6 separate regions of the Homo sapiens genome follow, and regions 1, 2, 3, 4 and 6 are each linked to region 5. A link is a loop called in an ENCODE intact Hi-C map of the cell type or tissue named here. Cell type or tissue: endothelial cell of umbilical vein. All regions are shown on one strand. Region 1 holds the start of MET (MET proto-oncogene, receptor tyrosine kinase). Region 2 holds the start of CAV1 (caveolin 1). Region 3 has its middle 30 kb from the start of TES. Region 4 has its middle 38 kb from the start of TES. Region 5 holds the start of LOC124901731 (a long non-coding RNA gene). Region 6 overlaps TES (testin LIM domain protein).

The links. A loop is a pair of places that touch in the nucleus more often than their neighbours do. Peaks named below come from ENCODE experiments on the same cell type or tissue, not always from the same donor. Only the 100,000 strongest peaks of a DNase experiment are listed, where the experiment ranks them.
Region 1: a loop joins it to region 5, with 8 times the contacts of the local background. A loop is called at or near these places in 72 of 110 quality-filtered maps.
Region 2: a loop joins it to region 5, with 7 times the contacts of the local background. A loop is called at or near these places in 17 of 110 quality-filtered maps.
Region 3: a loop joins it to region 5, with 6 times the contacts of the local background. A loop is called at or near these places in 79 of 110 quality-filtered maps.
Region 4: it touches region 5 in a loop (6-fold over the local background); 81 of 110 quality-filtered maps call a loop at or near these places.
Region 6: a loop joins it to region 5, with 4 times the contacts of the local background. A loop is called at or near these places in 9 of 110 quality-filtered maps.

What each region holds. Positions count from the first base shown.
Region 1 is chr7:116,668,994-116,673,993 of GRCh38, forward strand. MET (MET proto-oncogene, receptor tyrosine kinase) reads left to right here and starts at 3,203. Exons shown (of 21, transcript NM_000245.4): 1 at 3,203-3,584. The region is part of intron 1 of COMETT (cytosolic oncogenic antisense to MET transcript); the gene reads right to left. RefSeq lists silencers at 2,811-2,860, 2,991-3,120, 3,181-3,370. In endothelial cell of umbilical vein, CTCF peaks have their summits at 2,895 and 3,175; DNase peaks (open chromatin) are centred at 2,988, 3,268, 4,398 and 4,658; H3K4me3 peaks cover 2,373 bases; H3K27ac peaks cover 2,312 bases.
Region 2 is chr7:116,523,196-116,528,195 of GRCh38, forward strand. CAV1 (caveolin 1) reads left to right here and starts at 1,841. Exons shown (of 3, transcript NM_001753.5): 1 at 1,841-1,897; 2 at 3,330-3,494. The coding sequence starts at 1,868. RefSeq lists an enhancer at 1-194 and silencers at 120-414, 2,823-3,212, 3,443-3,542. In endothelial cell of umbilical vein, CTCF peaks have their summits at 1,651 (motif pointing left) and 3,076 (motif pointing left); DNase peaks (open chromatin) are centred at 1,676, 3,076, 3,926 and 4,616; H3K4me3 peaks cover 3,933 bases; H3K27ac peaks cover 5,000 bases.
Region 3 is chr7:116,177,661-116,182,660 of GRCh38, forward strand. No RefSeq gene overlaps it. Among named protein-coding and RNA genes, the nearest start is that of TES, 30 kb to the right of the region's middle. In endothelial cell of umbilical vein, CTCF peaks have their summits at 2,746 (motif pointing right) and 2,945; a DNase peak (open chromatin) is centred at 2,851.
Region 4 is chr7:116,170,244-116,175,243 of GRCh38, forward strand. No RefSeq gene overlaps it. Among named protein-coding and RNA genes, the nearest start is that of TES, 38 kb to the right of the region's middle. In endothelial cell of umbilical vein, a CTCF peak has its summit at 2,974 (motif pointing right); a DNase peak (open chromatin) is centred at 2,988.
Region 5 is chr7:116,807,958-116,812,957 of GRCh38, forward strand. It overlaps LOC124901731 (a long non-coding RNA gene), which reads left to right and starts at 3,063. Exons shown (of 3, transcript XR_007060489.1): 1 at 3,063-3,145. In endothelial cell of umbilical vein, a CTCF peak has its summit at 1,945 (motif pointing left); DNase peaks (open chromatin) are centred at 1,914 and 2,554.
Region 6 is chr7:116,233,255-116,238,254 of GRCh38, forward strand. It overlaps TES (testin LIM domain protein), which reads left to right. Exons shown (of 7, transcript NM_015641.4): 2 at 1,280-1,365. It overlaps LOC124901730 (a long non-coding RNA gene), which reads right to left. Exons shown (of 4, transcript XR_007060485.1): 4 at 2,614-5,000. Among named protein-coding and RNA genes, the nearest start is that of TES, 25 kb to the left of the region's middle. In endothelial cell of umbilical vein, a CTCF peak has its summit at 2,986 (motif pointing left); a DNase peak (open chromatin) is centred at 2,967.

The sequences.
Region 1 (5,000 bases), 140 kb before region 5:
GTGGGCCCTATTCACCATACATTGCAAGCATGAAGCCCCTATTCTTAGGAGACTGCTTTCATTTTTATTTCAAAAACAGCACCAACTTCAAGAGTGCCTTCAAAGACCCAAATTTTAATGTGTTAAAGGGAGGGAAAAAAAGATAGAGCATATTAGAGCAGGAGGTGGCTGTTCCTCTGTCTCTTTGTCACAGCTATCACTAGACCCATCTCAAAGTTAAGAGATGGGATCCTGTTTGTAGTTCAACATTATGTTATCCACAGGTGGATGGATAAGACCTGCTTATGCCTTTGGATCATTTATATTTTACCAGACACTGTTCCATGTGCTCTACTTGTAGCTCCTCATTTTATCCTCACAATAACCCTATCATGATCCCCATTTCACAGATGAGACACGAGAGAGTTTAATCCACTGGCCTGTAGCTACACAGCTAGCAAGAGACATAGCTGGGATTGAAATCCAGGTTGTTTGGTTCTAAAACTCTTAACTATTATGCTCAACTCAGTCTTGGAGATGTTGTTCCCAATTTGAGGGGTCTATCAGTTTTAATTGCTTTCAGCTGCAGGTGACAGAAGTCCCAGCTACCAGTGTCTAGAACAAGTTTTGTTTTTGTTTTTTTTCCACAAAACAAGAAATCTGGAAGCAGGTGTCTACTGGCAGTAGGGCTGTACCTCAGCAATGTCAGCACCAACTTCTGCATGCTGGTCACAAGATGGTTAGTTCTTCACTGGGCATCATATATGAAATCAAGAAGCAAGAAAGGAAAAGGGGTGGCACCAGCCTTAAACCCTTTCCCACAAGGCCCCATCAGACTTCAACTTATACCTCATTACCAGAATGACATCACATGGCCATGTCTAGCTGCAAAGGAGTCTGGGAAAGCAAATATTTCTCTTTTCAAGCCCCAAGAGTGGAGGCAGGAACAGGAAAATCTCGTTGGGAACAGATGCTGGCTTAGCCAGCCAACAGTGTGGACCACAAGAGATTTGGTTTGGTTAAGAAAATACCAACAGAACTTCATCATACAGTGTATCACCCATGACATGAACCCAAGGAAAGTTAAATAGCAACAATTAAAAGTTTGCTGCAAAACCAAAATTGAATTATAGAACTCCTATTACCTTTTAAAATATCTGTTTCCATTCATTTCCAAAAATCTGAAATTATCTGTAAACATTTTCCCAATCAAATCTGTCTAGGTAGTGTGTAAAAATTACTTGACCTTCACACACCCAGATACTTTTAGTTATGCTATTGTTAGTTATGTTATTTCATAAAATGTTATCTCCTTATTTACAGTTGATAAATGAAATGATGATTTTCAATACAGTTTCAAAACTGGATTGAAATTTTGTTAGTTATTAGAAACTAGAAAGTTTCAGTGCTGAAAATACACAACGGGTTGTTTGTATTTATCATCTATTTTATTTTCCAGTTTGCATTGGCTTTTCTGGGTCTTTCTACAACTTTAATTGTAAATTTTTTCTTTTATATTTTTATCATGGCACTCAAACTCAGAAAACCTGTTAAGGCAACTACATAATGTGATCTAAAAATCCAGTTAACATATTGCTATGGAAACCAGGAAATAGAAACAGCACTCTAATCATTCCTTTAGACAACTATGGCTCTGTGTGTGTGTGTGTGTGTGTGTGTGTGTGTGTGTAAAACTTTTTAAATTCATTAATTTATTCATCTTTTATTGAAAGCTGTTACTGAACCCAAAATCTGTAATTGATCTGTCCATAAATAGGCCCAGTGCCTTATTACCAGTAAATTAGTGTTTTTTAATGAGCTATAGTCATTGATAAATTATGCCATGCCGTATCAGGAAATCTCCAGTCAGGCCGCGTTGTTTATTTAGCCTGCTGAGGCCTCTTGGTATGGTGTGAAGGACACCTGACTGGGCTGAAAGCTAAGTTCTAACTTTGCCCCTCTTACTAACCAGCTATGTGACTCTCCTGGGAACTTTTAGGGACTCAGTTTCTTTACCTGCAAAATGGTTCAATGCAAGACTTTAGTAACGTAATGGGAACTTTCCTTTTCCATAAAACTGGGGAATCAAGAGGTAATCTCTTTTGAGGACTGAAATCACTCTTATGTAACCTCTGGTTACATTATCATTTCCAAGTGCCTGGCACTTGGGAAATGATAACTATTCTTACTACATTTTTCTATGTTTCATTCTGTAGTAAATAAGAACTGAACCTGCATAGTAACTGTTATTTTAACCCATGACTTTCAATAACGAAGATATCTATGTCTCATTATCTATTGCCATGATTGAACAAGTTGGTATGAGAGCCGGAACGAACTCAAGTTCTAACCGGCAATGCCCGTTCCTTAGATCCTATTACCTTTGAGTGTTCATTTACTCTTGTAGGTGCCAATTTTTATAGCGAAATACAAAGTTATCCCAACACAATTACTCCTAATAGAGTTCACCGAGGCCCCAAAAGCTCTTTTTTAAAAATCATCATAAGATTTCAACATTCAAGAATTAAACTTTTGTTCTGTTGTGCTTATTCATCGCTATTTGCCCAGTTATTTAATCAGCCTGCTTCCGGCTATGGAAAAAAAAAAAAAGAAAAAAAGAAATGGAAGTCTCCTCAGGGTTAAACTCCTCTGTTGTTCTTCCTTGCAGAAATTTGAGTTATTATAGTAGAGGATAATCGTTGCATAATGAAATCATTGGGACAATTCGTCCATCCACTTCTACCTCCGCCTCTAACAATGAACTCCTTGTTTCTGCGGTGCCCAAATCTCTCTAAACCCGGGTGGGCGCGGGGCGGTTAGCGGAGACGTGGGAGAGGCCGAGAGCAAAGCTCGCGCCCTTCCCGGGGTCAGCGAGCGGGGTGCCAGGAGGGTGCGCGCCCTGCATCTGAGCCCGGGGTGACACTCGCCTCCCAAGCGCCAGGAGGGGGAGACTCGGTCCCGCTTATCTCCGGCTGTGCTAACTTCAGACTGCCTGAGCTGGGGGAGGAGAGCGCGCAGCCAGGGCGAGAAAACTTCTCCACCTAGAAAGTTTCACCTTGTCGTGGGCGGGGCAGAGGCGGGAGGAAACGCGACCCCCGCGGGGCCAGGCGCGGCGCGGACGGCAGGAAGGGCGGGGGCCGATTTCCCTCTGGGTGGTGCCAGTCCCCACCTCAGCGGTCCTCGGAACCCGCGGACTAGGGGACGGACAGCACGCGAGGCAGACAGACACGTGCTGGGGCGGGCAGGCGAGCGCCTCAGTCTGGTCGCCTGGCGGTGCCTCCGGCCCCAACGCGCCCGGGCCGCCGCGGGCCGCGCGCGCCGATGCCCGGCTGAGTCACTGGCAGGGCAGCGCGCGTGTGGGAAGGGGCGGAGGGAGTGCGGCCGGCGGGCGGGCGGGGCGCTGGGCTCAGCCCGGCCGCAGGTGACCCGGAGGCCCTCGCCGCCCGCGGCGCCCCGAGCGCTTTGTGAGCAGATGCGGAGCCGAGTGGAGGGCGCGAGCCAGATGCGGGGCGACAGCTGACTTGCTGAGAGGAGGCGGGGAGGCGCGGAGCGCGCGTGTGGTCCTTGCGCCGCTGACTTCTCCACTGGTTCCTGGGCACCGAAAGGTAAAATTGCAGCCCCTTTCAGATCCAGTACCCAATCCCTCGCCTCAGGGGTTCTGCTTTCTTTGTTCCCCTAAGAGACCTGACTGCTGTTCCAGGGGGCAAAACCACGTAGGTGGGCTAGAGTTTAGGGGCTTCGGAAACTGAAGAGACGTGGCCACGGCGAGGACGAAACTAGAATGGGGCTTGTCTTTTTAGGGGGTTGCTTCTGATGGCCACCTGTATGACTTAGGAGGGAGAGGGGCGCTGGGACAGTGGGTGATGTGTGACTGTTACGGCCCAGCAAGTTTTAAAGCTGGGATCTGACTCAGCCCTTACAAAAGGGATCCGGTCATCCTCGTCCCACCGTGATGCAGCTGGCAAGGTTTGAGCCGAGCTGTTTCCTTGTTCCCAGCCTTGCTTTATCTGTGTTATGTTGGGGTCCTTCCAAGGGGCAGGTGTTTCTGTGAAAGTCTGAATTCATTTCTGGCAATCACGCGGGGCTTGTGATCCATCAATTTTCCATCGTACCTTATCTCTTTCTGGGGCTTGTGGTGGACATCTATCTTATTAGGTGAAATAGATTATAACCAGAGGCTGAGCGATGTGGCCAGTCGTAGTGCTGACCCGATAATTAAAGCACCAGTGAAAGTACTTTCCCTGACTATTGTCAATGCAGAATTTACTCCGAAGTACGGTTTCCCATTCATATCTTTCATGTTTTAAAAGAGCCATTTGCTAATTTGGCAGTTGGAGAGGGCTCCAATGGCTCACGCATGAATAGTTGCCCAGTGTATTTTACCTTATCACAGTTTTATGTTCAAAGGAGCCCTCGGGCAGAATGAAATATTGTCAACTCTCTTAGGCAAAATAATCAAGATACTTTAATTGCTATGTTAAGATGGTCCATGAATGTGAGAGGATTGTAAGAACTGACGTTGGAGGCAATATAGACTATCTGGACCCTCTCTTGAATTTTAAGAAGACTGTTCACATTCTGTAGCTTTGGGTGGGGGTTTATTCTGTCGCTTTCATCAGCCAGACACATGCACATTGCCATGCAAATGGATTCAGAAAAACATTATATTCCCTTACAGCTAAACTATTATAGCTGACTAATGAATTTTTTCTGCATGAAGATGATCTGAAAATGATGTACATCATGTTTCTCTGTGCTACAGGGACATAAATTGCATTTTTATGTAAACAGTGTAAGTGGTGCTTGGATTATTTACAGGTACATAGCTTTCCTTCCTTGATCTAAGCTAATTGAGCTTTGTTTTGAACGTGTAAACTTCCATAATGGAACATAAGTGAGGTACTTTGGTTCCTATCATTTGCAAGTCTGTGGTGTATTCAATGTTCATTCTTTTTGAACTGCTGAATAACAGAGGGAAAATTTACATCATTCATAAGAAATTTTGGTAGTACAAAAATGTG
Region 2 (5,000 bases), 280 kb before region 5:
GAAAAGAAAGGAAGGAAGGAAGGAAGGAAGGAAGGAAGGAAGACCCTAATTATTTGTTTACTCATAAATAAGCTTATTTTAAAGCATTCCAAATTTTTTAACTTTTATTTTAGGTTCAAGAGTACATGTGCAGGTTTGTTAAATTTTGTGTCACAGGGATTCGTTGTACAGATTATTTCATCACCCAGCTACAAAGCCTACTCCCCAATAGTTATTTTTCTGCTCCTCTCCCTCCCCGACGCTCCACCCCTCAAGTGGGCCCCAGTGCCTGTTTTTTCCCTATTTGTTTCCATGAGTTCTCATCATTTAGCTCCCACTAATGTGGTATTTGGGAAAATCCAACTTTTGAAAGATCTTTAGTCTGCTAATCATGAATGGCCAACATAATTACAGGCATGCCAACATTTGTAACATTGTGACACTTTCCCTGCCATTCTTAGTTAAAACTGATCTTTTGTTCCAAAAATTTTTGCTACCAACAATAGCCTGTCCTTTATAGTTCTTTTATACTTTTGTGTCTTCTCTCTAACTAAATAATCAACTCTTTCAGCATTCCATCCATTTCCCTTTCTCCTCCCTCTTACTCCCAACCCACATTCCCCTCTCCATTTTAATTTTAACCTGTGCCCCTTCAAGTGTACTCCAGCTTTTTTTTTAAAATAATTTCAAGTGATACTTTGACTTTTGACTGCATATGGAAGCATAAGTAACATGTCCTTTCATTTTTGGATAATGAGTTTCCTGATTAATTACAGCTCAAGAGTAAAATGACTGATTACTATTTAATTCATTTTGTGCTTCTTTACAATAAAGTAAAGACAGAAGCCCCAGATTCAGGAACAGACAAAATACTTTAATCGCTATCACATTTTTTTTAAGTCTAGTCAATTAGAAAAGTCAAATCTTTCCTCACAGCCAAGCACATTAAAAAAAAATCTTCTCTGGTAATAAACTTGAAGCTTTAAATAATTCTACAATTATAAACATTTTGTGTATTTTGCAAATATGGCATAACCTGTTGGCATAAAATTCCATTGTTCCAGAAAATATCGGTAATAAAATTATAGAAAAGTTAAAGATCTTCATTTCTTATTTCGAAGCGTTTGGGAGACATTTCAGAAACGGATGGGAAATGTTAAATTCTGCATGCCTGCTTAAGTTTCCATCCACACCGACTAGATGTAAACGAGTGTCACCAAAAGTACACCACAGGCACCCACACAGATTCCTTCCATAAGGGATCCACAAAGTTTAGATGTGAAATGTACCTAAAGGTTCCTAGCCGTCTTTCATCCCTCCCTCTGTGAAACAGGGAGACACATGTGTTTTAAGGCAGAGATGGAACTTGGGCGATGGGCGGGGGGTGGGGGAGGTGGGAAGGGACGGCTTAGGACAGGGCAGGATTGTGGATTGTTTCTGCCGCCTTGGTTGCCCATACTGGGCATCTCTGCAGGCGCGTCGGCTCCCTCCACCCCTGCTGAGATGATGCACTGCGAAAACATTCGCTCTCCCCGGGACGCCTCTCGGTGGTTCAGAGCAGGGAAAATGTTGCCTCAGGTTTAAAATAATCTGCCCAAGCACCCCAGCGCGGGAGAAACGTTCTCACTCGCTCTCTGCTCGCTGCGGGCGCTCCCCGCCCTCTGCTGCCAGAACCTTGGGGATGTGCCTAGACCCGGCGCAGCACACGTCCGGGCCAACCGCGAGCAGAACAAACCTTTGGCGGGCGGCCAGGAGGCTCCCTCCCAGCCACCGCCCCCCTCCAGCGCCTTTTTTTCCCCCCATACAATACAAGATCTTCCTTCCTCAGTTCCCTTAAAGCACAGCCCAGGGAAACCTCCTCACAGTTTTCATCCAGCCACGGGCCAGCATGTCTGGGGGCAAATACGTAGACTCGGAGGTAGGCATCCGTGGGGGGGCGCCGGCTCGGGCGTGCGGGGAGTGTCCGCTTCTGCTATCTGCCTCTCCAAATATCCCGACTGCTGCCCTGGCCCCAGCCCTCTCTCCACTTCGGAGCACTCCTCTGGCGTTGGCACCGCTGAGGAATGGGCCTGGGCGGGGAGGTGAAGAGAAGCCAGGAATGTTTTATGTTTTCCTAATGGAGAGGGGGCCTAGGGAGCCCCTGAGCTAGGAGGACACGGAAAAGGGGATTGGGGTCCTGAGATTGGGTCTGTTGGGCCCAGGACGCGTTTTCTGGATGGGTCTAGGATGCTCCCTTGTCGCGGGACCCCCGCGGTCCGGCCCTGCCTGCTGGGGGTTCGAAGAGGTGGAGTGCAGGGTGGAGGTGTTATTTACCCGAGTCCTGGGGACAGTCCCCGGGACTCTCCGCCAGGCGCCCAGACCGGCAGGTCCCGCAGGCGGCGCGCGGTGTGTTTGCACTTTCCAAAGTTCTTGAACCATCTCAAGAACTCCTTCTGCATCTTGGCGTCTGGCAGGGGTGTTCCGAGAGAGGTAGACCTCCCCTCCCCAAACTGCCACCATCACTTCCAACGCCCTCCACGCGCTGGAGCTCTGCCCGGGTGTGGAAACCTCGTCTTCCAACACGTAGCTGCCCTTCAGCCACCCGCCCGCAGCCTGGGAGTGCCCTGAGGGTGGGTCGGGGGAGCTGCGCAGGTGAGACTGAGTTCTAGGACATTTAGGGGGTCTGGTGCCTGGCTCCGCCAAAAATGGGGACTTTCGGGATTGTGATCATCACGGCGGATTGAGCAGGGAGAGCCGTGGAGGGACAAGAGAGGGCCGAGGCAGGGTGGGGGGCGCGGGCAGGTGCGAGGGGGATGCGGCCAAGAAGCAGCGATAAAGGGAACATTCCACGGGTCGGGCGGCTGCTGTTGGATCTTAGATAAAGCTGGAAGGGATTACCGGGGCAGGGGTAATAGGGACCGGGGACGGGAACGCGAAACAGGTGAAGCGCTCAGGGCGAGAGCGACTCGGCTTAGGGAGTCCGGGAGAAGCCTGCGGCTGCCCCCTCGCCGCCGAGGTCCTGCGGGTCCTGCGGGTCCTGCGTGCTGAGCCGGGGCGTGCGCGGGCGGGGGCCTTCGGACCGCGCGGCGGGGCCTGCCCTGACCCCTGGCGGCGGGCGGGGGAGGCAGGCGCGCCCTGCAGAGTACAGAGGGGTGTGGTGTCCTCTGCGAGATCCTCTTAAAAAGCTGGCTACGCGCAGGCGGTTTCTGTGCACGGAGCCGTAGCTGTCGGAGCGGTTAGTTCGATTTCGAGCTCGAGGTTTCCCCCGCCGCCAGGCTGACTTCTCATCGCTTGTTTTTCTTTTTGCATTTTTCCTCCCACCGCCGTTGCCGCCCTCCCCGTCCTGGCCGTCCGCCCTCCGCCCTCTGCAGGGACATCTCTACACCGTTCCCATCCGGGAACAGGGCAACATCTACAAGCCCAACAACAAGGCCATGGCAGACGAGCTGAGCGAGAAGCAAGTGTACGACGCGCACACCAAGGAGATCGACCTGGTCAACCGCGACCCTAAACACCTCAACGATGACGTGGTCAAGGTAAGCCAAGGCGACCAACAGGGAAGGGCTGGGACAGCTCTCCTCTGGCAGTTAGCCCGTGCATCCTTCTTTAGCATTGCCGTGTACGCACACCCCACCCCGCCCCCTACACGCGCACACACACACACACACAGAGTTTTGTGGGTTTGATGTGTGGGAGCTCCCGCAGTCGGCAGAAACGTTACATCTCCCTTCCCCCATCTCCCCCCAATAGTTAGTTCAGCTGAAATTCAGCTAAAGTGAGTTTTGTAGAAGTTCCTATAACTACACTTTTATCCTAGCAAATGAGCCTATTGACCTCAGCAACAGACGGCCCATACTCCTTGGGACGGTGAGATGGTTCCTATCCATTCCCAGGTTGAAAGTCTAGTGACAGGTCCCCACTGCACGTGGCATTAAGACAGTCAGATAATTGTGTCAGGTCTTGTGCTGAGGATGAGTCAGAATACAAGATGGGCATGTTCCCCCAACTAAAACGATGGGAAGTGATTTTCTTAAAAATACTACAGTGGATGGAAATGCCTAGGACTAAAGACAAAGAAAATACGTACTTATTCATATACATATGAAAGTTACTTTAACTAGACTAACAAGTCACTTGTGCACAACTAAGCAAATTTACAAAACCAAAAACAATGTATGCCTCTTGGTTTCTTCTATCTATGGACACCTGCACTTAGATGTGGAAAGCTGCTTCTTTAGTAGCTACCTGGGTCAGCCTGCCCTGAGCTAATGGCACATTCAGGTTGGAGTTCCTTTTCATACTTTCAGGATGTGCTTGGTGAGATTAAAAATAATTGGACTGGGTTATTGGCCAGACTTAGATCTGACTCAGTGGTCAGTTTTAAATTATCATTGTTATTAGATTTTGACCCTTTTAGCCAATCTAGTGGGAGGAATTTATTGCCTAAACACATCTGGATTGGGATATCATGGGCTAGAGCCATCCTTGGCAAAGGGTTTTCTCTGAGAAATGGAGGGCTAAGGAAAAATCCTGGCTCAGGGACTGCAGTGTGAAGATCTACTCCTATACAACCCCCAGCAATCAATGAGGCGGATGAGCAATTTCCACCCACCACGCCTGCTATCTATGGATGGGAGGAGCTATAGTTCACAAACCGTTTACATTCATGAATAATATATTTCAAAAGGGGAAACAGTTTAATCTGTAACTGGAAGGGAAAAAAAAACTGTCAGAATTGACTCCCTTGGCTTCCTGGAGTAGGAAAAAGGAAAATTGGAGCATTTGCAGCTTTTTTTGACTAGCTGGATTATGGAATATTTAAAAGCAACAGCAACAAAAGTACCTTATAAACTAGAAAATAGAATTGCTAAAAAACTATTTACTAAAAACATTACCTTAAAGGGAGAGGATATTTGTGTTTTCCCCCACCCCCACCCTTCTCATGTGGCTTTGAACAAGAAGGAGAGTTGCCAGGAAAAGAGGCAGATTTCAGAGAGGGCTGGCTTCACTGGATCCTCCCTGTTGTTCCACTGCACTGTGAG
Region 3 (5,000 bases), 630 kb before region 5:
AAAGATAATAGGGAAGATGACAAAAAGGAAAACAAAGATAAATCATCCATACTTTAAATTTTAGGAAAGTTAACAGTAACTAAAAAGAAGCAAAATAAATATTAAGGCTTGAGAAATAGAGATATATTGATGTTAAAAAGTAAAGTCATGCATTACATAACGACAGGAGTATGTTCTGAGAAATGCATCCTTAGGTGATTTCATCATGTGATCATAGAGTCCACTAACACAAACCTAGATGGGTTAGCCTACTACACACCTAGGCTATACGGTATAGCCTATTGCTCCTAGACTACAAACCTGTACAGCATGTTATTGCGCTGAATACTGTAGGCAACTGCGAAACAATGACAAGTTTTTGTGTGTCTAAACATACATAAAGATGGAAAAGGTACAGTAAAAATACGGTTTAAAAGAAAAAAAAAGGTACACCTGTATAGGGCAGCTCCATCATAATCTTATAGGACCACCATTATATATGTAGCTCCTCTTTGATTGAAACGCCATTATGTGGTGTGTGACTGCAATATTCTAGCTAAATCCAGCTTATCCAAGCAGTAACTCAACAGACTTGCAGTAACCTATTCTAGATATTATTAAAACACAAACACTAGGCAGGGCGCCGTGGCTCATGCCTGTAATCCCAGCACTTTGGGACGCCGAGGCGTGCAGATCACGAGGTCAGGAGATCGAGACCATCCTGGCTAACACAATGAAACCCCGTCTCTACTACAAATACAAAAAATTGGCTGGGCGCGGTGGCTCATGCCTGTAATCCCAGCACTTTGGGAGGCCGAGGTGGGTGGATCACCTGAGGTCCGGAGTTCGAGACCAGCCTGACCAACATGGAGAAATCCCGTCTCTACTAAAAATACAAAATTAGCCAGGCATGGTGGCGCATGCCTGTAATCCCAGCTACTCCGGAGGCTGAGCCAGGAGAATGGCTTGAACCCGGGAGGCGGAGGTTGCTTTCACTCAGGAGGCTGAGGCAGGAGAATGGGGTGAACCCAGGAGGTGGAGCTTGCAGTGAGCCGAGACCGCGCCACTGCACTCCAGCCTGGGCAACAGAGCGAGACTCTGTCTCAAATACAAAAATAAATAAATAAATTCATTAATTAATTTTTAAAAAATTAAAAATAAAACACAAACACTGAAGAGAAGAAGCTTAGAATAAGGGAGGAAAGCATAATGATATAAAATTAAGTAAAGTAATATTTAGTTTGCTCAGAGGGAATAAACATCTTGTGAGAGAAAAAAATTAATGAGGTTCTTGGAAGTATTTCTCTATCTCTTAGACAATTGGTAATTATCATGAAATACTACTAGTCATTAACATAGAAAACTGGGCTAGACAGAGACCTAAGAGTTATACACCCATGATTAACTTTGATTGGAGAAAACCAATTGCAATGTATGAGATCTCCTTTAATACTACTTCCTTTAATTCCATGTCTTCCCCTTCCTGCCACCTCAATTTCCACCATTTAATTTGGCACATGATGCCTCTCATAATCTGGTCTCTCAGATCTCACTACCCCAAATTTTCGACGGCCCTTACCCACTATATGACCAGTGATCCGGTAGTGCCAAACTACTTTTAGTTTCTCAAGTAAGCTATCATCTTTGATGGCCATTTGTTTTGCATATTTTCTTCCCTCTGCTTAGAACAGTCTTACCATTACCTCGAAAAAGAAATCAGACTATATTAGTTTGCGAGGGCCACCATAATGAAGTACCACAGACTGGGTAACTTAACATAAATTTTCTCAGAGTTCTGGAGGCTAGAAGTCCAACATAAACAAGTCAGCACAGTTGATTTCTTCTATGGGGTCTCTCATTGGCTTGTAAATGGCTGTTTTCCTGTGTTTTCACATATTTCCTCTGTCCATGTCTGTGTCCAAATTTCTTCTTCTCATAAGGACACCATTCATATGAAATTAGGGCCTACCCTACTCACCTCACTTTAACTTATCTCTTTAAAGACAATATCTCAGAATACAGACACATTCAAGGTTACTGAATGCTATGACTTCAATATATGAATTTGGGGGGAGAGTAAAATTCAGATTATAACAGACAAATTCTTACTGTCTACAATACAGCTTTATAGTAATTTCTTCTAAGAGTTCTTCATCTTGAATCTTTCCATCTCAGTCTGAGTTAGGTCTCCTTCCTCAGAACTTCCAAAGCACTACCTGTATTCCTCTATCACATTAAAGGATATGTTTTCTCACTCTGCTCTAAGATGTGACTTTCTTTTCCTTATCCCAGCACCTACCCCTGTGCCTCACACCTGGTAAGTGTGCCATACTCTTTGTACCTTGAAGTATAAGCCCTCTAGCCTGGCTGTATTGTGATAGTATTTCATTGGATAGGAAATATAGAATTAGAAAACATAGACAATTAGTGCCTTTTTGTAATGTTGAGTTTAAGAGATATCTATATATAGAAATAAGTAGCAAGGAAGTGGAAATACAGGCATGAAACTCAACGGAGAAAACCATGCTGAAAGTATGATTTGGTGAATGGGTATGATCACTCAGGGAACATGTATAAATGAGAATAGCATGGAAAAATCTTTAAAGAATAACAAATTTTTGAAACAGCAGGAGAAAGAATAGAAATGTCAGAGAAGCAAAAGGAGGCTAAGAGAGAATAGTTTCTCTTCCCATTGATACTATTTTCCATACTAGCATCAAACTTTGCAGTGAGCTGTTTATCCTTTATATTGCCACCAGGGGTCTCCAACAACTTCTGCAATGCCTGACAGAACTCAAAGTATCTTATAGCTGTCTTTACAAGGGCTTTGGCAACAATAACATTCCTTGAGAAAGAAGACCAGGTAGGTGCCTCAAAACAGTGTTAGATATCCTTGACTGAGCTGAAGTCCGGAGGAGTCCTTTAAGTTACTCTTGGTCTGCAGCTTACTGACCACCAGGTAGTCTCTTGTACTGGCAACTTTGTCACACAATGAATCACTGAGACATACTCTCCCTATCAAGAATTGAGACTGGTTGTTCACCTACGACACAATGAAGCCCAATACATAGATTGCATAAGGTTTGATGAGCACCCAGAGCAGACTGAAAAGAACTGGATGTTCTGAAGAAAAAAATTAAATCATGTAATAGGGACTCTATTATTTTGATTCTAGAAATTATCTATCTTCAAAAAAAAAAAGATGAGAAAAAAATGTTTTAAGTCTATCTCCTAGAATAAAGAAAAATAAGATTAGGCTGAATAAAGCTGACATTTATTTCTTAAACTTTTTCCTTTTTCTAATTATTCCTGCAGACAACTGCAATTAACTTTTATATATATATGTACTTTCATATTAAATGTTTAGAATTTTCACTAACATGGAAACGTTTAGTACAGAAAAGTAAAGATTGAACAATATTACTCATAGACCTCCTACCTCATTAACATTTTGCATATTTGTTTCTTCCATATATGTTTTGTCTCGATGTGTCCGGAATTGGTGGGTTCTTGGTCTCACTGCCTTCAAGAATGAAGCCGTGGACCCTCGCGGTGAGTGTTACACTTCTTAAAGGCGGAGTATCCGGAGTTTGTTCTTTCTGTTGTTCAGATGTGTTCGGAGTTTCTTCCTTCTGGTTTGTTCGTGGTGTCGCTGGCTCAGAAGCGAAGCTGCACACCTTCGCGGTCAGCGTTACAGCTCTCAAGGCGGTGCGTCTGGAGTTGTTCGTTTCTTCCAGTGGGTTCTTGGTCTCACTGGCTTCAGGAGCGAAGCTGCAGACCTTTGCCGTGAGTGTTACAGGCCCGTAAAGGCAGTGTGGACTCAAAAGAGTCAACAGCAGCAAGATTTATTGCAAAGAGCAAAAAAACAAAGCTTCCACAGTGTGGAAGCCGGACCCCACCTAGTTTCCACTGCTGGCTGGGGCAGCCTGTTTTTATTCTCTTATCTGGCCTCAACCACATCCTGCTGATTGGTCCATTTTACAGAGAGCTGATTGGTCTGTTTTACAGAGAGCTGACTGGTCTGTTTCGACAGGGTGCTGATTGGTGCATTTACAATCCCTGAGCTAGACACAAAAGTTCTCCATGTCCCCACCAGATTAACTAGATACAGAGTGTGGATTGGTGCATTCACAAACCCTGAGCTAGACACAGGGTGCTGATTGGTGTGTTTACAAACCTTGAGCTAGATACAGAGTGCTGATTGGTGTATTTACAATCCCTTAGCTAGACATAAAGATTCTCCAAGTCCCCACCAGACTCAGGAGCCCAGCTGGCTTCACCCAGTGGATCCCGCACTGGGGCTGCAGGCGGAGCTGCCTGCCAGTCCTGCGTCGTGTGCCCGCACTGCTCTGCCCTTGGGCGGTTGATGGGACCGGGCGCCCTGGAGCAGGGGGCGGCGCTCCTCGGGGAGGCTGCGGCCGCGCAGGAGCCCACGGGGGTGGGGGGAGGCAGGGAGGGTCAGGCATGGCCGGCTGCAGGTCCCAAGCCCTGCCCTGCAGAGAGGCAGCTAAGGCCAGTGAGAAATCGAGCGCAGCAGCTGCTGGCCCAGGTGCTAAGTCCCTCACTGCCCCGGGCCTGCGGGGCCCGCCAAGCCCACGCCCACCCGGAACTAGCGCTGGCCCGCAAGCGCCGTGCGCAGCCCCGGTTCCAACCGCGCCTCTCCCTCCACACCTCCCCGCAAGCTGAGGGAGCCGGCTCCGGCCTTGGCCAGCCCAGAAAGGGGTTCTCACAGTGCAGCAGCGGGCTGAAGGGCTCCTCAAGCGCGGCCAGAGTGGGCGCCAAGGCGGAGGAGGCGCCGAGAGCAAGCGAGGGCTGCTAGCATGCTGTCACCTCTTACTGAGCCATTATAAAATAAATTACAAACATTATACTTCAAACTAATCCCTTTAGCATACATTTCCAGAAAATAAGTGTTCTCTTACCTATTAGCAGTGCTGTTATAACATCTGACAAATTTAGAGAACTTCTTAATGTTATATATTTACCAGGCCACATTTAAATATTGCCACTTCCCTCCACAA
Region 4 (5,000 bases), 640 kb before region 5:
CCTTGTATTAATCCTACTTTAAAAAAAAAAAGCCATTCCTTTCACCATTAAGGATAAGGCATAAGGTTCATTGTCCTAGAAAAAGAGAGAGAGTGGTAAGAGTCTAGAACAAACAGGCTTCTCATTGTAGCTCAGAGTTTAAATATTTGAGTTCACAGTCAGGGAATACTCTTGAAAATCAGGCTTTGTTTAGAAAGTAAAGAATGTTCTAACCCAAAGCCAATCTTTACATAACAAGGTTGGAGATCTGAATATAAAAATTCCCTATAAGATATAGGCAGAGAACATTCAGCAGATCACATATGCTCATATGTGCCTGAAGCTCTTATCTGCCTACAGGCTTGGGATGCACAATTGGGAAGAAGGGTGTTGGGGGTGAGGAGGGGGAATGTGCAGGAACTGGGGAAAGAAGTTCAGATAAGACAAGTCCAGGGTAAGGAAGCAGCAGGCACCTGGAAAGGGGATCAATCCAGTAGTTGATAGAAGTTCTGACACAAACTCCAAATAAGTTGAGAACAAACCTGAGAACAATTGAATGGGTGCTCCACTTCACACCTTGGGGAACAGTAGAACAGCAAGAGCAGATAAACAAGTCCCGTCACATGGAGCAGGGTAGTCCTACATCTTCTGCCTGTCTCCTGAGGAACAAGAAATGATACAGAATTGCCCATGTATGGGAGAAGGCAGATAGCATGAGCTTACCTGGGGAGTCTGGATAAGGAGAAAGTTAATTTACATACAGCACAAAGCTTTGGGATCAACTTCCCATGTCAGGGATTGAATGAGAGTCACAGCTATATCTTTGGGCAAGTTCTACTAAGCCAGAAATAGTGAACCAGATGGTGGAGGTGACTTGATCAGATAACAGAGGTGACCAAGTTCCCCAGAGCAATCTCCTCACCATGTCAAGGCCAAGAGAACAGACCACAAATTGTACCACCTAAAGACACATTAAAAGTGGCAGCAGTATGGAGTCCTCAACCATGGCCCCAGTGAACTGCATGTTACACAGTTATGTGTCATCAAAAGACTGATATGCCTTTATATTATCAGAGTGAGATTTGATGCCAAAACATCCAAGCCAAGTTCTGTGGGAGTCGCAGATAGAGACAAAGCACAAAGCAAATTGTTCCCCCTCAGCCTTGCCGTGGGTTTTGTAAGAGGCAGGAGAAGAGAATATGTGAAAGAATGAGCTTAACAAAAGAGACCATTTTAAAACAGAAGAGCATGAGCTACTTAACTGACAATTTTATATCTATTCCACAATCCCCACTGGTAAAGACGGGGGTTTGTAAGCAAAATGATTTCAAAATAAAGAAAATAAACTGGTTACTTTGTTACTTTTTTTTCTTGCACATCTGAATGGTAATGCACATATTTTCACCTCCCATCGCCAATCCTAGGCATTTGCTCTTGGGAAAGGTACCTTAGATCATAAGTCAGCTAATAAAGAGAATGGCAGACCCATGTTCTCATAGTGAAAGGATTAAAAAGAAAGCCCTGCAAGGAGGATCTACGTTCACTGTTTCTTAGAGGGCTGAAGAAGAGCATCAACGTCCACCAGTTCGAATCCCAGAATCTCAGACTCAGGTGGATCCAAGGAGTGATGATCCTTCCTGTGAAAAGCAGTAGAGGTTTTGCAAGGGAAGATAGTAGAGTATTGAATGGAGAATGTTCAGGAATGGAATGTTTGGAGCTGGAGGGCACACAGGGGTTTAAAGGTGAGGACTGGCTGCGCATCTTTGGAAGGTGGAATGGGAGTCATCCATGACGTCCCGTTCTTAGGAAGCCCTACGTTATTTTGGTTCCTTAACTTGTGAGATTTGAGGAAAACTCCAGGTTAACTAGGACTTTAATATGGTCCCTTTTAACCTTGTAATTCCTTTCTAAAATTTCTCTCATCCTAAAATAAAGAGGTCACATATTTTTAGAAAATCAGGTGTGATGCCTTTGTGGAGGATGAAGGATGAAAGTAGACAAGAGGTCTCATGGATCCAATGGAAAAAAGTATGTAATAATATTGGGGCAACCACACCTCAGAATAGGTGAATGGATGAATAGAAATGCCAGAGCATGACCCACAGAGAAACTGGTAATGGAGGGAGATCCTGGAATCTGGAAAATATCCCAGAAAAAATATGTGGATGAGACATTTTACAACCAAACCTTCCTCCAACCCTCACAGGTTACTGAAGGAACAGAACAGAGCTTGTAAACTGCAAGCTACATAGTTATGTGTCTTCAAAATACTAATGTTGTTTGTATTATAAGTGGGATTATGAGTCATTTTGTTTCTTCTGTTTTCTAGAGTTCATGTAGACACATGCTTTCCATCCAATAAATATTTATCAACATTTACAATACACCAGGCATTCTTCATCAGTGAGTAAAAGAGGCAAAAATAAACCCCTGCCTGTACTCTAAAGAAATACAATGTAAAAGCAGACAAAAGCAACTATTAATATTTTTAGCTCAGTGGTCAAATATGCCTCTCTCATGTGTGCACAAATGCATGCACGCAGAGGCACGCACACATGCACACAAACAGAGTGTCTTTCCCGGTTTTCTTAATTTCAACCTGTTTATTTCCCCAGTCTCCCCACTTATTTCTAATTCTTCATTTCACTCATAGGTTTATTAGAATTTCTCAGAGTTCTTTGAGCTAAAAAGCTCAGTAATTATAAGTCATCTGTTGTGCCCCGAAACCTTTATTAAATTTTATTTAGACAAAATTATAGAAAACAATTCAGTATGCTTCAATTAAAATTAGCCAAACTATTTTCTCATACACACTGCATTCCTACTGCCTCAACACACATATACACAACCACATACACCAGTAATATTAAAAGTTAAAAAGTAATTTGCAATTCAAGTATGTTTGTTGAAATAATTACTACAGTTGTATATGAATGTTCAGTGAGGTAAGAGGAAATTGTTTATTACTGAATAATGAAAAAATATTACGCTTGTCCATTGGGTGGCAGCAAAACTCTTCCATACTGTTAAATTCTCAAAGCCTTTGTCTTCAGTGTCTTCATGCTAAATTTGATAGATTATACTACACACAGAGGAAAATCCTCAATTCTTCCCTTTCAGGAAGGGGCTGCAGAAGCAGTGAGATTAGTGCTGCATTGAGTTTAAAGTCTTACTGGGTATAGAAGAAATTATCTTTTGAATTTAAAAAACAACAAATTTTATTATTTTATTCTTCAATTCAATCCAAAAGATTCGTGTCAATTACGTGTCAGTACTATGCTGGAAACTTTCTATTTTCATGAAGTTGGCTCCAGCGGGTAGAACTCTACACGAAAAAATAAACATCTGCAACATCAAAAACACCCGGCTTCAATCTCCATCTTCCCTCTCAACACCCTCCTATCATCTGAGCAAACACTCCTTCTTTCCAAAAAGTTACTACTTGATTGGAAACTTAAGCTAGAAAATCACCATAACACAGCATCAAAATTACTGTTTATCTAAAATTGTATAAGTAAAGCAAGGATATCCACTCCATCCCTAAGGTCAGAATTTTTAAATCCACAAACAAATATTTACTTAACCTGCCTGCTCCACAGGGGCCTTTGACCCTCCCTCCTTTGCTCCCAGAACAAAGAGAGAAAAGAGCAATACAAGTGAAAGGAAGAGAATTAACAGTTGAGTGTCAAGAGATGCTGACTGAAATGAACAGAACAGGGCAAGTATGTTAAAGTGCTTCCCAGGTTTTTTCATACGGCATACATCGAACATGCTATTTGTTTTGATACTTTGAGGTAAATGAATGATACCCTTAGATCTGGAAGTGACCAGCCTAGAGTATCTGGCTGTTCTGGGCCTGGAGACCCTGAAGGCCAAAGAGACAAAGGTATCTGTCCATCTGTTCCACACACATGGCACAACCTCTATGCCCCAGCTCACCTACATGGACATTAGGGTTACATGGGGAACTAAGAGGGCTTTAAAATCACTATTCTCAAGAAGGTCCATAAACTCATCAGTTTAGAGAATCTTCTTCCTCCCATTTTTATTTTATACATTTTATGCTTACAAAATGTACATTTTGGGACAATGTGCCCCTGTGGCTTCCCCAGCTTATCCACATATCCCTCTCCCCACATACTATTCATGTGTTGTCACCCACCAGTTACAGAATCATGGAAGGTGATTTACTTTATATTCACTATGTTTGGGGGAATCTTCTTTGGAACCATTTTGTGCTGGGTCATTGTTTTTAAAATTTTTAATTTAATTTCAAGTTCCAGGATACATGTGCAGGATGTGCATGTTTGTTACATAGGTCAACTTGTGCACCAAACATGGTGGTTTGCTGCACCCATCAACCCATCACCTAGGTATTAAACCCCACGTGCATTAGCTATTTATGCTGATACTCTCCTTTCCCCAACCCTCCCCCAAGAGGTCCCTGTGTATGTTGTTCCCTCCCCGTGTCCATGTGTTCTCATAGTTGAGCTCCCACTTCTAAGTGATAACATGTGGTGTTTGGTTTTCTTTCCCTGTCTTAGTTTGCTGAGGATAATGGCTTCTAGCTCCATTCATGTTCCTGCAAAGGACATAATCTCATTCCTTTTTATAGCTGCATAGTATTCCAAGGTATATATGTACCACATTTTCTTTATTCAGTCTATTATTGATGGGCCTTTGGGTTGATTCCATGTGTTTGCTATTGTATATAGTGCTGCACTAAACATACACATGCATGTATTTTTATAACAGAACGTTTTATATTCCTTTGGATATATACCCAGTAATGGGACTGCTGAGTCAAATGGTATTTCTGGTTCCAGATCTTTGAGGAATCGCCACACTGTCCTCCACAATGGTTGAAATAATTTACATTCCCATCAGCAGTGTAAAAGTGTTCCTATTTCTCCACAGCCTCGCCAGCATCTGTAGTTTCTCCACTTTTTAATAATCACCATTCTGACTGGTGTGAGATGGTATCTCATTGTGGTTTTGATTTGCATTTCTCTAATGATCAG
Region 5 (5,000 bases):
AACAAATGTTAATTTCTTCCTTTTTTTTTTTAAATCCTCTCCCTCCTCACCAACTCCCACCATGCAAATATAATTAATCTCTGGTTCTAAAAAAAAGACAACTGAGCTCCTGCATACCAAAGGAATAAAAAACTAACACTTCCTTTAGCTCAATTTAATCTAGGCCCCACTGAATGTAATAGTGAGCAAAGACCATACAATAGCAAATCATTATAGATCACAACTAGTAATCCCAAATGACAGGTCTCCTCTGTTCTGAATTTCATTTCATTGAAATTGTTCCAAAGTTTGCATCTTAAATTACACAAATTATATTCACTCCTGTCTTCTATTTTAAAAGGGGAAAATTGTGCATTCATTTACCTGTTCCCTTTAAACATCTTAACTCCTGCTTACACTTGTATGAAAGCATTGATCTTATCATAATTAGAGAAAGTTCCTAAAAACAAAAAAAGCAATGACACACAATTAATCTACAGTGTGTATATCAGAATTAGGTTCAGAAAATCCCAAAACAACTGTAGCTTACAGGAGATGAGCTTTTTCTCTTACACAAAACAGGTTGGAGGATGGGCAGTTGGGGGCTGGTGTAGAAGCTGCAGGATGTTGGCAGGGACCCAGGCTCCCATCCCTCTACTCCACTATCCCAAGGCATGTCTTCTATCCTCAAGGTCACCTTGTGGTCCAGATGGCTTCCTGCCCTTCAGGAAGGAGGAGGGAAAGCCTGAGTCAACACACTTTACAAACCTTCCTTATAATAGAAGGGGTTGAGGAAGGTTGTGTGGAAGATGCTTCTGAGTTGGGCCCAGATGGACAGGTAGGAAAAGGACATCCTCCATAGAGTGGATCATGTCAGCAATGAAGTCAGAAAAGTACAAGTATGGTTAAGGAACAAGAAAGATTCATCTGAATATAATAATATTTGGGAAAAATAGTAATGCGTGTATTGAAGATGAGCCTTGGTGTACAATTGACTATAAGCCTCCCCGCATATAACAGAATGATTCTCTTATTTTCTCATGATCTGGGGAAGTAGGTTTGGAAATTCAAGCCTGGGGTGGAGTAATAGGAAAATATAATCAGAATAAAGAGGATGAGTTTTTTGTTCTTTTGGTCTTCCAGCCCCTCAGCTCTGGCCATGCCAACGCACCCCTTTCCGGGAGTGAGTCCACCCAGAACCCTTCGTGCCCATGGACATGCTTCAATGCTGTGCACTGGGTTATCTCTCTTGGAAGAACACAAACACACAGGCTGGCGCACAGTAAGCACTGCAGAAATATTGTGGATGAAGAATCTAGAAACTAGGGTGCATGCTCCAGGAGTGTAGAGAGAGCCCAAATCAAGATGCACCTTTAATATCACTCTAAGGTGTTAGGAAATGGGGAATGAGGAGAGGCTTTCAAAACAGAGGGGCAACAAAATCAGAACTATTATTTGGAATAGTAACTCCAACAGCATGAATTGGAAGAGGAAATACCTTAAAAGATGAGTTAGGAGACTATTTCATTCACACAGGAGGGTCTAGATAACTAAAACAGAAACAACAGTCATATTGAAGAAGACTGGCAAGAGGTCAGCATCCCATGATCGCGCTGCACTGTTGCTTTATATGATTGTGTTTGATGGCACGATTGTTTACAACCCTTGACTTTCTTCCCTGCTTTATCATTAGCATTACTTTAGAATAATGAAGCCTGTTCCATCCATTAACTCCACTAACATTTGATCTCCCCATAGGTTGAGGTTAAAAATTAATTACTCTTCCAACATATTGATTACATGACTATAAATATAAAAACAGAACTACAGAGTAACTACAGGGACCCTTTGTTTAAATAGCATGTTTGCTCTTTTTAAAGGAGGTAATTAATGGCAAAGGACTTTGGAACTGGAGGAACATGCTAGAAAAGCAACCCTTGAGTGCCATCTAGTGTTGACAACACATTTAAATGTAGTGTATCAAAGAAAGGTCTGGTTTCTTACACTGTAGGTGACTTAATTGTTGAAAGCAGGCAATGTTTGAATAGTAAAAAACCAAACTTACCCTGCCTTTGTTGCTTGCCACCTGGGTATTAACATGAATCTTCATTTTTGAACTTCAGTGGGAGGAAGCCTTCATTTCAGCTTCTAGGTCAAGGTGCGTTAACAGAATTGGAGGGCATTGAGTTTAACTCACATAACTCTTTCTTTTTGTCATTCCAGGAAAAAGTTACCCCTAAGGTAAAGCTAGCATGTAACTCCTCCTTTTCCTCCCTTTTACCAGTTAGTTTCAGACTATTTCACCTAATTAAAAATGAACTCATAATATTTCATGAATTAAAGAATGGAGAACATAGAAGAGGTTAAGAACTGGTGTTGAAATCTCCTGCCATGGAAATTCATTGTTACTGAGGTGGCTCATATATCAGAGCACTGCCTTCTGCGGACATTAAAATTCACTTTGTTTCGTGTCCCTAATACTGCCCAGCCCTTGGGAAGCACGAAGCTGACATTGTATTAGGCAATTCACGCTGACCTAATAACTCAAAGCAATCATCACTGGTAACTTAAAGTGACTACACTCCAAAAGAAATAGAGCCTAAGGTCACAGTTATAAATCTTACCACAGGAAGGCCAAAGATTATAATCTTTATGCCAAGTGCTGCAGATTCCTTTCTGCTTAGGAGAGTCATATTTCAAAGACTTTACTAATCTGAAACCTATAGGTGGTTGTGACAATAGCAGATATGGCTTACATGACATCAAACCCACATTTTAAAGAACACTGGGTAAATCAGTAAAAAAGGGGCAATTATATTTATTATATCTGCAGCCAAGACTGTATACTTTTACCTTCATACTATACTGAAATGCAATATCATAATTGTTTTTGAACTCAAAGGCCTAACATATAATAAAAGCATAGTTAACTAAGGAGGCGTGTGATCCTCTTATCAGTGTATATTTGCATAATTTGCAAGCAGTCTCTGAGTTTGCTATGATGATGTGTAAACAGAGGGTATTTGTTCAGTTGGAACTTTGTGCTGTGGAGACTAAAGTCAAAGGTTTGATCCCTAATCAGGGCAGACAGCTTCACTGTTGGGTGACTGAAAGCACTTTATCATTATGCTTCCTCAAGATCGAGGGGCTTCAGGACAGTGAACATGTAAGTTGCCCACTGCTAAAGAAAAACATGTTTTAAATGTTTTTATTTGACTTTTTTTTATATAAGGAATGTATGCCTTCTTTGTGCAAAATAAGATGTGATTTTTTTAAAGCTAACATTCTTGCAGACTCTAACAATCTCCTCCCGCATCCCCTCTGTTCCCATAGCTTCTCTCACCTCCATATTTACAAGCCTCTCATTTTTATAGAAAGATATACACATATGTTGATTTTAGAGTTTTAAATAAAAATAGGATCATGCTGTATACATAATTTGCAACAGTTTATTTTGACTTTGCAGCATATCACAGGTATTCCTCCAGTTTATAATTCAGTCTTTCTCATTGCTACCTGACCATCTGTAGAATGGCTGTTACAATCCACTCAGGCTGTTTCCAGTATTTTTTTTTGGTTTATTTTGTTTACTGTTACAAACAATACTACAAAAAAACTTTTACGTATAATCTAATATACTGGCCTTTTATTCTAGGATACAGTCCCAAAAGTGGGGTCAGTAAATCACACACTGTTTGTATTTTATTAGATATTAGGCAAGTTGTTTTCCCCAAAGGCTGCACCTTTTCACACTCCCAACGATATTTGAAAATACTTATTTCCCTATTTTGTACCAGCTTGGGACATCAGCACTCTTTTTCATTACTGCCAAATAAGTAAACAATGGTTTCTTACTGTTGTCATAATTTGCTTTTCCATGATTAACAGAGAAGTTGACTTCCTGTGTTTATGTGTTTTGTAGCCATCTGCATTTCTTTAAATTGCCTTTCCACAGCCTTTGCCCCATTTTATTCTTTCCTCTATTTTTTATTCAATTGTTTGTCTTTCAGCAGGTGGCAAACTCTTCTTGTAAAATAGATATATTAACCCTTTGGCTGGGCGCAGTGGCTCACGCTTGTAATCCCAGCACTTTGGGAGGCTGAGGCAGGCAGATCACTTGAGGTCAGGAGATTGAGACCAACCTGGCCAACATGGTGAAAACCTGTAACTACTAAAAATACAAAAGTTAGCTGGACGTGGTGGTGCATACCTATAATCCCAGCTACTCAGGAGGCTGAGGCAGGAGAATTGCTTGAATCCAGGAGGTGGAGGTTGCAGTGAGCCGAGATCACACCACTGTAATCCAGCCTGGGCAGCAGAGTGAGACTCTGTCTCAAAAAAAAAAAAAAAGAGAAAGAAAGATTAAACTTTTGTCTTTACCTTTGTCTTTATTACAAATTATTTTCCTGACAATCATTTATCCTTTGACTATGTTTATGTCTTTTGCCATATAAAAATTTTAAATCTGTATGTAATCCAAAATATTTGTCTTTTCTGGCATTATGTCCTCTACCCTTAAAAGGTCTTAGAGAGTCTTCCTGGACCCAATATTGTAGAAAAACAATTTCAAGTACACACCTTAACGATGGTGGACTTTTAACTCCAGGGATCTCAAACAAACAACCATAGAAGTCTGGCAGGTTATGGAAAGTTATGATACCCAACCAATAAGAAAAATAGGGTATACTGGGGGCTGTGATAAAATACAGCATGTACACCCCATCTAAAGGAGACAGTCAGTACTGTCAACCTCAAATAACCAAAAGGATCAGGGTTTAATTTAAAGAGAGTTTATTCAAGCACAAAGTTTGAAGATGGCCCACATGGAAACACAAACTCCAAAGGAATGGAATCAGTGCTTCAAAATAGAGAAGTTAAGGTTTCACTTATTCATACAGAATCAGAGAGTTTTTAGCAAGATTATGACATTTTTCATACAAGGTTGATGCATAGTTACAGCAGTTTAATATGTTACAGGCAGCATTTCTTTTGGGAAGATACATTTAACATTTTTTACAGAG
Region 6 (5,000 bases), 570 kb before region 5:
TTTTTTCCAATATCAGTCGTTGGGTAAAAGAGCTTAATTACAACCTTGTGTCCTTCTGCCATCTGCACCCCACTCCTTCCACTTATTAGGCCATGTCTCAGCAAGTTCTCAAAGACTATTGTTTAATATGGTAAAGAAGAAAAGGGTTTGCTATAGCAAGGGTGATAATACAGCTCTCCACTCCTTGCCTCCCTACAACTTCAGGCAGAAGAGCACAGGCCTTGGAGTCAGAAAGACTTGAACTCAAATCTCTACCATTTATTAACATTTTGATCTTAAGCAAGTTTCATAGTCTCTGAGTTTCAGCAAAAACATTTCAAAAATGGCAAATCATATTGCCTACTTTGTAAGCATTTTATATAGTTCTGTAAGATTTTAATGAGATATAAGTAAAGTACTTACCTCTATTCCTTGTGTCTTAGTCTATTCCTGCTGCCATAACAAAATACCTTAGACTGGGTAATTTATAAATAATAGAAATTTATTTGTCAAGTTCTGGAGGCTGGGAAGTTCAAAATCAAGGCACTGGCAGACTCAGTGTCTAGTGTGGGCTTGCTTTCTGCTTCCAAGATGGCACCTTGTTGCTGCATCTTCACATGGAGGAAGGTTCAGAAGAGATGGAAGAGAGGAACTCACTCCCTCAGGGGCTAATCCCATCAATGAGGGTGGAGCCCTCATTGCTAACTGCCTAATCATTTCATAAAGGCCCAGCTTCTTAATATTGGTACATTGGGGATTAAGTTGCAACATGAATTTTGGAGGAGCACGGACATTAAAGCCATAGCACTGGCATTCAATAAGTGTATATTGTAGCTATTATAATAATATTTATCATAATAAAAATAATATTTCAGTTGTAATTCCTAAAATCTTTAATTCCTTGTTTGATGTAAAATATGTTATTCAGGATGAGACTTGCTTTTTAAGGTATAGTTTTCTGAGTGTTGTACCTATTGTGCTATGGGGCTGTACTATGGGGCAAGTAGTGGCCAAAGACATAAATTCATGAGTTTTTGTTATTTGCAATATTTGTAGTTTTCTATACAGTTATATTCTGATGCTTTTCTTTTCATGATAAAAAGCAATCAGAATATAAAATATGTTATGTATGTACTTGGAACTGCCATGTACATACCTGGGTATCATCATTGACTAAATATAAGATTTGTTTGAAAGTTATCTCAACACAAGTGGTAAGTGGAATTAAAAGTGCAATTTATTGAATTTTTAGATTTGTAAAGAATCTAATAACAGATTCATGATGTTTTCTTTTTAACAGATGGGCTTAGGTCACGAGCAAGGATTTGGAGCCCCTTGTTTAAAATGCAAAGAAAAATGTGAAGGATTCGAACTGCACTTCTGGAGGTATTGTTTTGAAAACTGCAACCACATTAGTAATTTATACTTTTTGCAATACTTCCTCAGACAGTGGAGATATCTTCGAGTTCTCCAGCATGGTTGCTAAGTTGCAGACCTGTTACTGTCTTTTCTGAGAAATGAATACAACATAAAAAGTGTTCTGTCTTACTGTCATTAAGTTTGACTTAGTGAATTGGACCATAATAACTATTTAGAGTTGTTGGATTTGCTTGCTGTCTTTAAGATTTCCTTCGAGCCTGAAATACTGAATATATCATCTTTCTGGTGGTAAATAAGTTTGTGGTAATCCTCCAGGACTGTTTAATAATTTATTTGTTACTTTTTTTTTGAGACGAAGTCTCATTCTGTCACCTAGACTGGAGTGCAGTGGTGTGATCTCAGCTCACTGCAACCTCCGCTTCCTGGTTCAAGCGATTCTCTTGCCTTAGCCTCCTGAATAGCTGAGATTACAGGCTTGTGCCACGACACCTGGCTAATTTTTCTTTTTTGTATTCTTAGTAGAGATGGGGTTTCGCCATGTTGGCAAGGCTGGTCTCAAACTCCTGACCTCAAGTGATCAGCCCACCTCAACCTCCCAAAGTGCTGGGATTACAGGCGTGAGCCACCATGCCTGGCCCTGTTTAATAATTTAATTATTCTCTTCTTAAAAATTGGTAACTTTACATCTCATGTCTACATTTTCCGTAAACAAATATGAATACTGAATCAAGCATGTATATGTTAGTTATCAGGAAATGAAGTTGAATTTAGATCTCTTTAAAATTTTTAGCTGTAAAGTTACTAGTGAAAAACCATTGAAACACTTGAATTTTTTTAAGAAAAAAATTAATTGTAGTGTCTTGGTTTGAATGAAGTGCATATATACACAAGACAATGTTAGTGAGTCAAAAATGTGAATTTTCTATAGATCTTATCTTTAGGTTGTTTTGAAAGTACTACTGCATATCATATAAATCTAAAATCAGTATTTGAAACCTGTGCTTATGAATGACTGTCAAGTCCATAGTGGTAATTCACAAGTCTGCTCAAAGTTAGAATTAGCAGGAAAAAAAAATAAAGATAACTATACAGTTTTAGGATGGCAGCTACCTTGTTAGGATGACTCTCATTTGAGAAACACTTCTGTACTACAGATTTCCACAGGAAACCGTTTAGAATACTTTCATCAGCTCTTGGAGATGTGTACAGTGTAAATTAAAGGAGAATATAAACAAATAAAATTTTAGACATTAATCTCTTTTAAAAACTAGTTTATTGAATCAGTTTTCAGAAACAAAGATAATTGTTTAAAATAGGAAAGTCAGTAGAAACCTGCTAGAACTGATACAGTTCTTCAGTTTTGATACAATTCTTCAGTTTTAGGGAGCTAAAGTTTTCCAGAATTTTTTTTTACAAGACTTAAGCAGCTCTCCCTTGTGCTGTCTCTTCAAGGGACATAGAAGTGGCAGTATGTCTCTCATGTTTTAAAAAGGTAAAGTGACTTAACACAAAATAGTTTTCATGAATTAGAACATCTCTGCTCTTAATGCTCACACTATTTTCTATTGGGCCTATTAGTTAACTTTACAGAAGGCTGCACTGCCCTCTCCTGGGCATAGTTTTTACCTTACAATCTTATAATACATAAAATCCAAAATCCAAAATGCTCCAAAACCAAAACTTCTTGAGTGTCAACACGATGCCACAAGTGGAAAATTTCACATACCTGACCGTGTGACAGGTTGCATTCAAAAATGCATTCAAACCTTTGTGTCTTGTACAAAATTATTTAAAATATGTATAAAATTACCATCAGCTTATGTACATAAGCTGTATATGAAACAGAAATTAATTTTATGTTTAAACTTGGGCCCTATCCCCAAGATATCTCATTGTTTATGCAGATATTCCAAAATTTAAAAAAAATTTGAAATCTGATACACTTCTGTTTTATTTTACTTGTGAAACATTTTGGGTAAGAGATACTTAACCTGCATTCTTTTTAGTTCTGCTATGCAGTTGCCAAAAACCGCTCGTGAGATTTTAAAGCTCATTCCTAAGAGATATCATCTTTTCTCTAAAGCAAGTTAGTCATTTTTGTTATGTCTATATTAATCATTTTAATCGATATTTTCAGATGAAAATATATCCGACAAGAGCAGATCTCCATGGCATGAAAATAACCTTTTACATTTCAATTTATCACACAGACTCATTTAATCAACTGGGTGTAGTCTGAAAATCTAAGAGCCATAATAGTCTAGGACTTTGCATATGGCCTGTCATTCAGCTGGGGTTGATAACAGTCCACCCCATTGGTATTTCTTAGTAGTTCTGACATCTTCCTGGCATGGGTCCAGTCACATTTCTCTCAGAATTCTTGATAATTCCCTGACTTTTTCACCATAGCTAAAAGAGCTGAAGCAGGTGCCTTTGACCTCCCTATGTAGCCTCTTTCAGTACAGTCTTTGAAGTAAAATATTCTAGACTAGTTGTCCTGAGTGTAACAAAGATTCCAGGTCTAGTCTAGGGCCACAGAACTTATGTGGGTGAAGTAGACATGGGATCCCATGACCCTGCCCACTTAGCCTCCTCCTCCAGCTTCATGGTGATCCTTGACTTAGGACCCTGAGGGCTCCATCGGGCACATTTCAAAAATCAGAGTTAAATTATTCTCTACCTCTTTATTAGTCTGGCCTCTCACACAATCACAAGAATGGTCTTTTGAACATGGATACTATTACATACTTCAGATGACTTAAGAACCCTCAGTAGTTTCCCACTGGACTTCTTTTAGGCAAATTTCTTGGCCTTTGACATTAAACCCTAACATCTGGCCTCTGCTTGCTTTTCCAGCCTCTTCCACTTCCCTTCCAAGCACTCTATGATCCAAGTGCTTGATACATACTATTCCCTGAAATTTTGTGCCTTATTGCATGGTGTTCTCTGCCTGGAAAACCCTACCTCCCACCACTAGGAAACAAAAAGTCTCAGCTCAAGAAATACCTCTGAGAAGTCTTCCCTGCCCATGTATGTCTTTTCAGGCTGCCATAACAAAATATCACATACCTGGTAGTTTAAACAGAAATGTACTTTCTTCCAGTTCTAGAGGCTGGAAAGTTCGAGATCAGGTGCCAACATGGTTGAGTTCTGGTGAGGTCTCTCTTCCTGGCTTACAGACGGCTGCCTTCTCACCACGTGCTCACATGGCCTTTCCTTGGTGTGTGTGGGTGTGTGTGTGTGTGTCTGGAGAGGAAGAGATCTCTCTCCCTTTTCTTATAAGGTCACCTATTCCAATGGATTGTGACGTTCACCTTGTGACATCTTTTAACTTTACTTCTTAAAAGCCCCTGCTCCAAATACAGTCACATTAGGAGTTTGAGCTTCAGCATATGACTTTGAGGAAACACAGTTCAGCCCACAGCACCCCCTTCCCCTGCTTCCACATACCCCCAAGTTGTTAGGAATCATTTTCCTTTTTATCACCTTGTATACTTACAGAAAGCCAGGAGATAAATACCCAGACCTCATTCTTCATCACTCTGATTTTCTGCTGGCACCTCCCATTGTCCCATTGCCAGTGACAAGGGATCCCACAGGTGTAGTCCTTAAGGATCAGCCTTCTGGGAAATAGCACAGAG